2 separate regions of the Homo sapiens genome follow, and region 2 is linked to region 1. The links are chromatin contacts, found by Hi-C or POLR2A ChIA-PET in ENCODE. All regions are on one chromosome and are shown on one strand. The core of a region is the stretch at or near the end of the contact, and the rest is flanking DNA. Distances in the headings are between cores, read along the strand shown. Region 1 holds the start of PIK3R3 (phosphoinositide-3-kinase regulatory subunit 3). Region 2 overlaps P3R3URF-PIK3R3 (P3R3URF-PIK3R3 readthrough).

Region 1 (5,504 bases), core at 1,085-3,584:
TGGGTCATACAATTTTAGGTGGAAAGACTGAATCACAGCTTTACTCCATGTGTCAGCCTTGACCACTTGATTATATACTGTGCTTGGACGTCACTTCATCTCTCAAAGCCTTAGCTGTGGGAAAAGCCTGGGTGATTGCTCTGTGTATTAGAAACTGAAACCCCACCACTAAATGCTGAAAAGTGGTCCAGGCAAAAGGTGCTGTGGAAATCTGAAAGCCATTATCTTTTCCACACTTCCTCTCTCTTCACCCTCATTTTGTTTGGGAATGCACATGAACACCCGTGAACAAAAATAAACCAACCCACCCTTGACTGATTGTTCTGTCTTTTGAGTTATCAAACTTGAGTGCTTCTGGCTCCCAGATATGCTGAAGTAGAGACTGCTGGGAAGGCAGCCACAAATTAGAGTTGATCTTCCAGTATCTTCTACCTGTAAGGAATGGTTCAGGAAATTATAATTAATGAGTCCTGCCCCAAAGTTGAAATCATATTTGGATTTCAGAAATAATAAGAAAGCATATAAGAATCCTGGTGTCTTTTCTTAGCTCAACCATGTCCATCCATACTTTCTGGCCCTTTTAAACCAGTTACTCTATACCCAGTCCATATACATTTTGACTGTCTGCCCTCAGGAACTGTCTCAACTCAGGGCATCTTTAAGGAAGGCAGAACCACCTTAGGAGGTAGAGGGTGAAACGTGGCAACTCTTCCATAGGCGAATCAATATAGCAGACATGCTCAAGGTAGGAGGTTTTGCTAGGGCTTAAATCAGGCTGTCAACTCAAACACAATGGGCTTTGTTACTCCTGTGTAAAGAGGAAATGGAGCAGTTTTTGGCCTCCTCAGACTGTATTGTAGGGTATACAGGATGGCAATTCCAGGCACAATCTTCAGGAGACACAAATCTGCTTTTAGCTATTCAGTGTTCCCCAGCAAGTTAATTAGCTGTTTCTGAAATGCATGGAAATATTCAGCATTTTCATAGTGAAGCCAATCTCCCAGATTTAAGCTTTGGGGGTGGGAATGAGTATGTGAGGAAGAGGGTCTGTCAGGGAAACAGAATAGAGCCCTTTTGGTGAGAGATTCCAACACCTGTGACTTATCTTAGAAATTACACATGCACTGTAATTCCAAGACTTTTTTTTTTTTTAATTGGTTTGAGCACTCGAGCAGGAGGGCTTGCTGAGACCTCTCACTATTTTAGGCGTGGGGAGTTACCTCTGGGTTCAAAAGTCTTTGGGTGGGAAGCACAGAGGAACTGCGAAATGCCTCCCTCAGAAATGTCCAATTGCTCAAGGGGAGAAGCAGGGAGTGGGGTCAGGTAGCAGCCAGGAAGGTTGCAGGGGCCACGGGCACATCCTCTCCCTGAGTGGTAAGGTGGCAAGTGGGTTTGGGGACCATTGCTTTGACAACTTGTCAAGGGTGCGGAGAGGGCTGTCCCAGCAAGGTGAAGAGGTCTGTAGGAAAGGAGTCTCCCCAGAGACCTCCTAAGGACCAGAAGAGCGCGCACCCCGCCAAGTGACAGAACGTGCCCCCTCTGTGTCCGCTCCCTTCCCCCGCGGCCAATCACCGGGCAGAGGCGTCTCACGCCAGCAGGTCCTCCCTGGCTCCTCTCCTTACTCGTCCGGGCGGACCAAGCCTCAGCAGGAGCCCCGCCTGTCTCCAGGCAGTTTGAGCCCCCGAGCGCTCGCCCAGCCTGTCAGTAACCGCCGTTTGCGTTTTCTTCCTTTCTTTCTTTCTTTTTTTTCCTCCTCTTTTCTTTTCCCCTTCTGCCTTTGTCCCGCTTAGTAACTGGGCTCTGACCAATCGCCGCCTTACCGGCCGGCGCCGGCTGTCTCCTGATTGGCCCGCTTGGGGCGCGCAGCCGTCTCCCGCTCCTTCGCAGGAGCAAGGCAGACAAAAGACGCAGGCTCCAGGCTCCGGCAACCGGCCTCAGCCAATCACCACCCACCTTGCCTCTCTTCCCTCGCCCCACTCCCTCCTCGCCTGGCTCGCGTGCTCCCGGCACTGACTCCTGGAGTGCGGCCAGCGCCCGGATCGTACCATTCTGATTGAGGCTGGGGGAGAGCGCGGATGGCTGATTGGGGAGCCGAAGCCTAGAGAGCGGTGGGGAGACGTGAAAGTCGAGATGGAGAGCAGCTTTTTGAACATGTTCTCAGGCACTTGACAGAATCCCGGTACATCGAGGCGGGACGGCGTGGAAGGGGCGGTGGTGATGCCTGCTGTCCCCCCTCCCGGCGCGGTTGGGTGGCGCCTCAGCGGGTGGGCAGCATGGGGCGGGGAGGGTGTCCCCTCCGCGCCGTTAAAATGAAACTCTAGTGGCTGGAGTCCGGGCAGAGCTTGAGGGCAGTTGGTGCGGTCGGGTTGGTTCTTACACCCCGGCGGGAGCGCCCAGACAAGCCGAGCTGACTGGACTTCTCCGGCCGGCCCCATTCCCGAGGCTGCGGCAGCTTCGGTTCCGAGACCGACCGGAGAGGAGCCCGAGTCCCGGCCTCTGGGGGATTCGCTCTCTGCAGACCAGTGGGACCCCGAAACTTGAACGCAATCTCCAGCCCCCTTTTTTGCCTTCCTTTGTCACTTGCCCGGGTTTCTCCCAACGTGTTCTTTTTTTTCCTCTTCATTCTCCCTCCTTCGAAGGACACAAAAGTGGCTTCCGCGGAAAGATTTGGAGGCGGTGGGAGCTTTTCTCCCCGGAGAGCGACTGTGTAGAAAGGATTTTTGGGAAGCCGCTTTTTAACACCTCTGCTCTCCGTCCCCCAAGCCTCTGTGTAATCCTCTGAGGAGAAAAGCCCATAGCTTGAAAGTTCGGGGGCATTTTGTTGTGTTCTGTAGGAGAGAGGGGGAGGACCCTGTTCGGGTAGTTTGGCCGGACTGGTACTGGCCGTTGGAAAACCCGAAGTACATTTCCGTGTGGAACTTTTGCAGATATATATTTTTAGATTTTTAAATACCAGATAAAAAATATATGCCTTCTATATATCTCCTGGCGACCTGCCCCTGACAGCGCGATGTACAATACGGTGTGGAGTATGGACCGCGATGACGCAGACTGGAGGGAGGTGATGATGCCCTATTCGACAGAACTGATATTTTATATTGAAATGGATCCTCCAGGTACTTGGGAGAAAAAAAAAAAGAATCTCGTGATGGGTCTGATTTGTATTTACCAAGAGCTTGCTGATGTTTTCAGGGCAGAAGTATTCCTGGGTGCGCTAGGTTCGGGATGAGGAGATTTGCAGTTACAGCTGCGGTAAAACTGCTTCTGGTTTACACGTTTAAAGTTTGCAGTTAGGACCCTGATCCTATTGTCCTGCGAAGGTGGGGGTGGGGGCTGGAAGTGGGGGTGGGAGGAGAGACCCCTTTTTAAAATTATCATTATTTTTTACTTTGCCTTTGCGTGTCGTTCAGGTTTTTCTTGTGCCCGCCACTTTATTTTATTTTTTTCTTTTTCAATTAAAGACTCTTCTACCTGCAAAGGATGTTTTATATCCCGGGGTTAAAACCAGTCTTTCACTTTGGGCGAATTCTTGAAAGCTTGTCCTTTCATACATTTGTCTAATTTGGTTCGTTGTGTTTTACCCCGGTTAACTTCTGAAACTGAGTTATGTGATTATTCATTGTAAGACTCCCTTTTTCTCTTGCAGAAACAAATGCCGGTTAGTGATTTTTTTTAGGGATTGGGCGTTCGTATTCAGCCATGGTCTTAGTCTGAGGTTTTCCTTCTCAGAAGATAGTCGCTCAGAGAAATCTACGTGCAATATTTTATTACTCTTTAATTTAATGATGATTTAACTTAATTTATGGGATAGGGTTTAATGTAACTTCAATTCCTAGAATAAAGAAAAAGCAAAAACAAAAACGAGGGAACCTTTCTGTTTCCTGTGAACGTGTGATATATACATATGTGTTCCTATACACGTAATGTAAAGTATACATATATAGCACTATATTTTTATTTTAAAGCTCTGTCTGACGCTATTACAGACATTTTGTGTATCTGGTAGGAAAGGAAAAGGAAAGCAAAATGGAAAAGTTGGCTTTTTTTTCCTTTAAAGTCTACCCCATTTTATGATTATTAGCTGTCAGATTTTCTCAAACCCTGTTTGCAGTTACAGATGGTGTTTTATGTAATGATTCTGAATAAGTAGAGAGCCTTTGTGACTCCTTGTTTCTGTCGAGGATGAATTCTTTATGTATTTTAAAACGTGTTATGGCTAAGTCTACAGAATAAAATGTGTGTCATTGGGGAACCTCGTTTATTATAAGACTGTATTTTTGGAAACGTTTGAAAGGATTTGAGCCATGCAAGTGTGAAGAAGTGTAACTGTCTTATAGAAGGTATGTAGAAATTGTTTCCTGTGTCCTTGCAAACGGTGAATTATCCTGTTTTTTTTTTCAATTAGTCAGTGTTAAATGGTGCTGTACTAAAAACTAGTATTGAATAAACCTTTTTCACTCTTGATGATCACTTAGAATTTTTTTCTTTTCCTTTATTTCAGAGCTTTATTTGCTTTTATAATTGTGACTGCAATCCAGATGCAGCTTTTCAGTGTTTTGTAAAGTTTGTAAGATTTGCCACCCATCTATTGTGTCTTTCCCCCTTTGTTTCCCCCTAACGGTAAAGCATGTTAGATACATTTGTCATACATATGAATAGAAATTTAGTACATCACTGGTACTTTTATTGTAAAAAGTAAGGTTAATAATTCTAGATTCCTGTTATAAGAATTATATATTCAAACTGCCTTAGAATTATACTGCATTATATAGTACCTTGCCTTGCAGACATACAAAGGGAATTTGTTGGGTGGGAGGTGAGTAGGGAGGAGGGGAGAAAATGAAGAATGCACTTATGGTTGAAATATATTAGCCTAGTAGAAAAATACTGGTCAAGTTGAGTTGAGTTGTCCAAAAATAATTTTAAGAAAAGTTGACTGTTATAACTATATGGAGACGTGGGTCTTATAAGGTTGTATAGAAAATTCTGATCCAAACTTTATTTTCCATGGAAATAAACATTTGAGTTTAAAATGTTCATCCTTGAATGAAATTGTGCATACTGAGATTCTATTGAGAATACTGAAAAATACATATGCTGTTCTTTATTACCCCTTTTGTAGCTTTAATGTAGAATATGGTTAGTTATTCCTAACAGCTTTTTGAAAACGAAGCACACTTGAGTATGCTGAAACATTGCCTATGAAGTGAATGGTTTTTCATGGAAATAGTGTGAATGTCAACCTTGTTTTATGTGATAAATTAAGTTTTCAAAACATTTAAAACTGTATCATTAGTGAAGTGGTTGCAGCATGTTTTGTAGGTTTTTCCTAGCTCCCACCCCACATCAAGCTCTTATTATTTCCTTCCTGGACTGCTGTGATAGCGTACTAACTGCTCTCCCATTTCTATCCTGTTCAAGCCACGGTAATGTTAAGAGTATCATCTGATGATTTATCTTACAATGATAAATCTTCCAATGGGTTTAAAAACCTCTGAATGGCT
Region 2 (5,504 bases), core at 1,883-4,382, 48 kb after region 1:
CTTGTCTTTTTGTGACTGGCTTATTTCACTTAGCATAATATTTTCAATGTTCATCCATTTTGAAGCTCCATGTGAGTGGGCAGGAACTTGTTAACTGGAGGCCTTCACTGAGAAGTGATAAGGTGATGAATACCTGCCAGGTGCAGTGGCTCACACCTGTACTCCAGCACTTTGGGAGGCCAAGGCAGGAAGATCATTTGAGCCCAGGAATTCGAGACCACCCTTGGCAATATAGTGAGACCCTGTGTCTACCAAAAAAAAAAAAAAAAAAAAAAGATGAATATGTTTTTCATTGGGTAACCCTAGAATATCTGTATTTTTAGATGCTTTTTAGGGTCCTGTCAGTTTCTGTGGAAAAAATCTCCCAACTCCTGACTGGGGGTATATGCTTGACAGCTCATTGTTTAGGTAACCAGAAAGGGATAGGGGAATCTACCTGTTTGGTAAACTTTTCTTTAGTTATGCCGTTTTCAATATAGGGCTCACCCCTATTCTCAGCGAGCTTGGTGTTCCCTGAGTCCAGAGCCTTTCTTTTTTCTTTCTTTTTTTTTTTACATTCTAAAACACAGCACTGAGCATGCTGTATCTTTCTTTTTTTTATTATTATACTTTAAGTTCTAGAGTACATGTGCACAACGTGCAGTTTTGTTACATATGTATACATGTGCCATGTTGGTGTGCTGCACCCATCAACTTGTCATTTACATTAGGTATATCTCCTAATGCTATCCCTCCACCATTCCCCCACACACGACGGGCCCTGGTGTGTGATGTTCCCCACCCTGTGTCCAAGTATTCTCATTGTTCAGTTCCCACCTATGAGTGAGAACATGCAGTGTTTGGTTTTTCTGTCCTTGCGATAGTTCGCTCAGAATGATGGTTTATGTCCTTTGTAGGGACATGGATGAAGAGTCCAGAGCCTTTCTGATTGTTTCTCTGGACTGGTGAGTTGACAGGCAGCCTTTATCTAGGGTGGAGGATGGGTAGTTGCCTGGTTGCTTGGGCAGGTAGGGAGGAGAACTAAGGACTTAACTGCTCTTTCTATAGATTGTCAGCCAACTCTTCTGTTTCTGGCCACATGACTCAATCCTCCCTTCAGAGATGCATTGTGCTTCCAGTTCCTGGCCTTTCCAGAGTACAGTGGTGTGAATCAGATTGCTTTTTTTTTCTTAGACAGTCTCACTTTGTTGCCTAGGCTGGAGTGCAATGGCACGATCTCGGCTCACTGTAACCTCTGCCTCCCGGGGTCAAGCGAGTCTCCTGCCTCAGCCTTCCGAGTAGCTGGGATTACAGGTGCTTGCCACCACTCTCAGCTAATTTTTGTATTTTTAGTAGAGACAGGGTTTCACCGTGTTGGCCAGGCTGGTCTCAAACTCCTTACCTCAGGTGATCCACCTGCCTCGACCTCCCAAAGTTCAGGGATTACAAGTTGGAGTGCAGTGGCTATTCACATGTGCAATCATAGCACACTGTGGGTTCGAACTTCTGGCTTCAAGCAATCCTCCCATCTCAGCCTCCCGAGTAGCTGGGGGTATAGGTGCACACCACTGCACCTGGCACCATTTTTGTTGTTAAAACATATAAAGAAAACATATACAATATACATACATACCTACAGTGTTCTCTGCTGTTCCCCATCCCTATTGTATTCACTATTAACAGTTTGTGTACTCTTCATATGTTTCTATGCACACATATCTATATGCACACATACACACACTTAAAACATCTATATGTCTCTATGTTTCTTCATATAGCTACATATTAATTAAAACGGAATTGAAAATATCTTTCTGTATTGCTAATATTTTAAAACTTGTTAATATAGGCCAGGCGTGAGTGGCCCATGCATATAATCCCAGCACTTTGGGAGGCCAAGGCGGAAGGATTACTTGAGGCCAGGAGATCGAGACCAGCTTGGGCAACGTAATGAGACCCTGTCTCACAATTTTGAAAAAAACCCAAACTTGTAATATAGTTTCTAAAAATGGAAAGAGAAATATTTTTCATTGTCTACTAAATGGAAATAAAAGTGCTATATATTTTATGGATACTCATTTCAGAAGGTATTTGCTTAGGTGCACCTAACTTATCACTCAGCATTGCAGTGCTCACCTAATGCAAGAACTACTTTGTCAAGGAGTTGAAAAGATAACTAATGTATCCTAATCAGTTTTTCCCTCAAGATAGTCCTTTTGAACTACTTAAAAGCTTAATGATTTGGAATTATTTTACCTTTATTTATAATATCACAACCTGGAAGATAGATATAAATCTGCTTATCTTCATGCAATTAGGAGGTTATTAGGAGATAAATTTTTATTCACATTTGCCCAGTATATTCTACAATCTACATGGGAGGGTGGGGAGCAACTCTCAGAGAAGGTAAAACATTTAGATGGAAGATTCAGTTTAGTTTGATAGAGCTACATTTGAGTGTACTCACAATTTTAGGAACAATGAATTATCTTGAAATTTATCCTTTTGGATTATAAAGTCCATATGTATGGAGACTGTGTCTATCTAATCTAGTTCATTGTTATGTTCACAGCTTCTGGAACATGGGAGGTGTTCAATACATATTTGCCTATGTATGTGTGGAGTGATTATAGATAGTAGGAATGTAGAAATAGGCCAGTATTGCATTCAGTTCAGATCTTATGATTGTGTTCTTTTAGCAACTTTATGTAGCAACTGCCTTTATAATAATTTCATTCTTCTTACATTTCTGTAGTTGAGAACAGCAAGATACAAGGAGGCAGCCCTCTGTAATAGATGTGAAATGGTCATTACATGTTTGTTGGTGGTAGAGCTGTCTGTGAACTATCATTATCCATAAATAGCAGCTTCCTCATGCAGTCTGGTCAGCTCAACTCATCTCAATATAGAGCTCCTCCAGTGAAGGGATGTAGAAAAGTCTCCATAACACCGTTTGAAGGTGATTAGAGTGTAACCCACCTGCTGATACAATGAAGCACATTGGTTCTTGAGCCCTGTTGGTCATGTACTCAAATCACTAAGGACTAGATTTGAGAAGCTTAGTGTTTGACCTTAAAGTTTCCCTTTTGCTGGGTTTCTGTTACAATTTGCTTTTTACCCCATTCTGATGAGTATTATAGTTAGGTATTTCTATGTGTCATTCTCTCTGGATTTGTTCTTTTGAGTGCAGGGAACACCTTGTCTTTGTAACTTTTCATAGCTATAGTGCAGTGCTTTGTATAGCACAAGTTTACACTGTTAATTCTTGTGTTAAGTGGGTAAGTAGAAGAATTATAAATTTTGCTAAGTTATAGTTCAAACTGTAGCTACTTTTATAAGTCACATAAAATCCTTTTCAAACAAGATGGTTATTTAGCTACTTTGAAAAAAAGTATGGATTATAGCAAATCCACCCCCATCTGGTAATGTCAGAAGCCTGATATTTATTTATTTTAAAACAGCTTTATTGAGATATAATTCACATGCCATGCAGTTCACCCACATTGTATAACTCAGTGATTTTTAGTATCTTCACAGAGTTGTACAACCATCATGATAGCCAATTTTGGAATATTTTCATTACCCTGAAAGAAATCCTTTATACATTAGCAGTCACTCCCTATTTCCCACTTTACTCCCCAGCCCTAGCCAACCATTGATTTACTTTCCGTCTCTATAGATTTGCCTATTCTGGACAATGGGATTATATAATATTTGGCCTTTCATGACAGGCTTCTTTCACTCAGCAAAATGTTTTCAGATTCGTCCATGTTGTAACATATCAGTACCTCATTCCTTTCTATTGCTGAATAATCTATTGTATGGATATATACCTCATTTTATTTATCTATTCGTCTGTTGATAGATATTTGGGTTGTTTTCCATTTTTGGGCCATTATAAATAAAGCTACTATGAACATTCATGTGCAAGTTTTTGTGTAGATACATGCTTCTTTTTTCTTGGGTATATGTAAGAGTGAAATTGCTGGGCAACTCTGCATTTAACCTTTTGAGGAGGTTAGACTGTTTTCCAAGCAGCAGCATCATTTTACATTCCCACCAGCAGTCTATGAGTATTCCAATTTCTCTACATCCTCACCAACACTTGTTATTATCTGTCTTTTTTATTATAGTCATCCTAGTGGGTGTGAAGTGGTATTTCACTGTGGTTTTGATGTGCATTTCTCTGTTGGCTGATTATGTTCAGTATCTTTTCATGTGCTTATTGGCCACTTGTTTGTCTTTTGGAGAAATATATATTCAGATCCTTTCCCCATATTTAATTGGGTCATTTGTCTTTTATTGAATTGAAAGGATTCTTTTATGTATTTAGATACAAGTACAAAAATATATTTATAGATACATTTACAAATATTTACAAAAATATATTTTATCATTTCTACTTACAAAAACGTTCTCCCATGCTATAGGTTGTCTCTTCACTTTCTTGGTGATGTCCTTTGAAGTACAGAAGTTTTTAATTTTGATGCAGTTAATCTATTTTTTTCTTGTTTGTTATTTTCAGTGTCATATTTAAGAAACCATTACCTAATCTAAAGTCACAAAGATTTAAGCCTATTTTTTCTTGTAAGAATTTTATAGTTTTAGGTCTTGATATTTAGGTCTTTGATCAATTTTTAGTTAATTTTGGTGTGAGGCAGGGATCCAACTTCATTCTTTTTGCATGTGGATATCTGCTTGTTCCAGAACAATTTGTTAAAAAGAATATTCTTTCCCTCATTGAATTATTTTGACATCCATGTTGAAAATCAGTTGACTAAGGGACTTTATTTCTTTATTTGTTTATTTTTGAGACAAAATCTCACTCTGTCTCCAGGCTGGAGTGCAGTGGTGCAATCTCGGCTCACTGCAACCTCTGCCTCCCGGGTTCTAGCAATTCTCCTGCTTCAGCCTCCCGAGTAGCTGGGATTACAGGTGTGCACCACCACGCCCAGCTAATATTTGTATTTTTAGTAGAGATGGGGTTTAATCATGTTGGCCAGGCTGGTCTCAAACTCCTGACCTCGAACTCCTGACCTCAGCTGATCTGTCCGCCTCCACCTCTCAAAGTGCTGGGATTACAGGTGTGAGCCACCGTACCCGGCCAACTAAGGGACTTCTCTTTGGGGGGAAATATTCACATTGTTCTCCTTCCCCCCAAGATTGCTTACAATTTTTTGGTTAAATTAAGAAAAAAGAAACAATCTCAAAAAAGTTACAAGTACAGTTCAAAGAACATAATTTTTTTGAATCATTTGAAAGTAGATTGTCAACGTGATGCCATATGATGACCATGTTGTGTGTATTTCCCACAAACAAGAACATTTTCCTACAGAAGCACAATATAACCATCAAAATCAGAAAACTAACACTGCTGTACTACTACTATGTCATACTCAGATCCCATTCAAGTTTTGCCCATTGTCGCAGTGTTGTCCTTAATAGCAAAAAATATCCAGTCCAGAATTACACATTGCATTTAATTGTCAGGATTCTTTAGTCTTCTTCAATCTGAAACATTTCCT

What was found. Hi-C counts contacts between places; a loop is a spot of excess contacts on that map. ChIA-PET counts read pairs that join two places held with the same protein, here RNA polymerase II (POLR2A). Pooled maps may share reads with other maps.
Region 2: a map of mammary epithelial cell shows a loop between it and region 1 (4-fold over the local background). The contact joins the enhancer-like site here to the promoter of PIK3R3 in region 1. A Hi-C loop is called at or near these places in 12 of 168 maps with a recorded cell type or tissue (GM13976, K562, PC-3 and 8 more), 3 of 37 single-sample maps with no recorded cell type and 10 of 50 pooled maps. POLR2A ChIA-PET finds 5 or more read pairs at or near these places in 12 of 52 experiments (AG04449, AG04450, GM10248 and 9 more).

What each region holds. Positions count from the first base shown.
Region 1 is chr1:46,129,459-46,134,962 of GRCh38, reverse strand. PIK3R3 (phosphoinositide-3-kinase regulatory subunit 3) reads left to right here and starts at 2,334. Exons shown (of 10, transcript NM_003629.4): 1 at 2,334-3,116. The coding sequence starts at 3,011. The region is part of intron 1 of P3R3URF-PIK3R3 (P3R3URF-PIK3R3 readthrough); the gene reads left to right. LOC101929626 (a long non-coding RNA gene) reads right to left here and starts at 1,592. Exons shown (of 3, transcript NR_125987.1): 1 at 1,573-1,592; 2 at 309-432. RefSeq lists enhancers at 1,552-1,781, 3,022-3,071.
Region 2 is chr1:46,082,364-46,087,867 of GRCh38, reverse strand. The region is part of intron 1 of P3R3URF-PIK3R3 (P3R3URF-PIK3R3 readthrough); the gene reads left to right. All of the region lies in intron 1 of PIK3R3 (phosphoinositide-3-kinase regulatory subunit 3), which reads left to right. Among named protein-coding and RNA genes, the nearest start is that of PIK3R3, 48 kb to the left of the region's middle. Within about 2 kb of position 3,132, at least 3 of the 41 ENCODE cell types and tissues checked have a DNase peak (open chromatin) inside an H3K27ac peak, as active enhancers do; they include PC-3, PC-9 and mammary epithelial cell, where a contact is called at or near this core.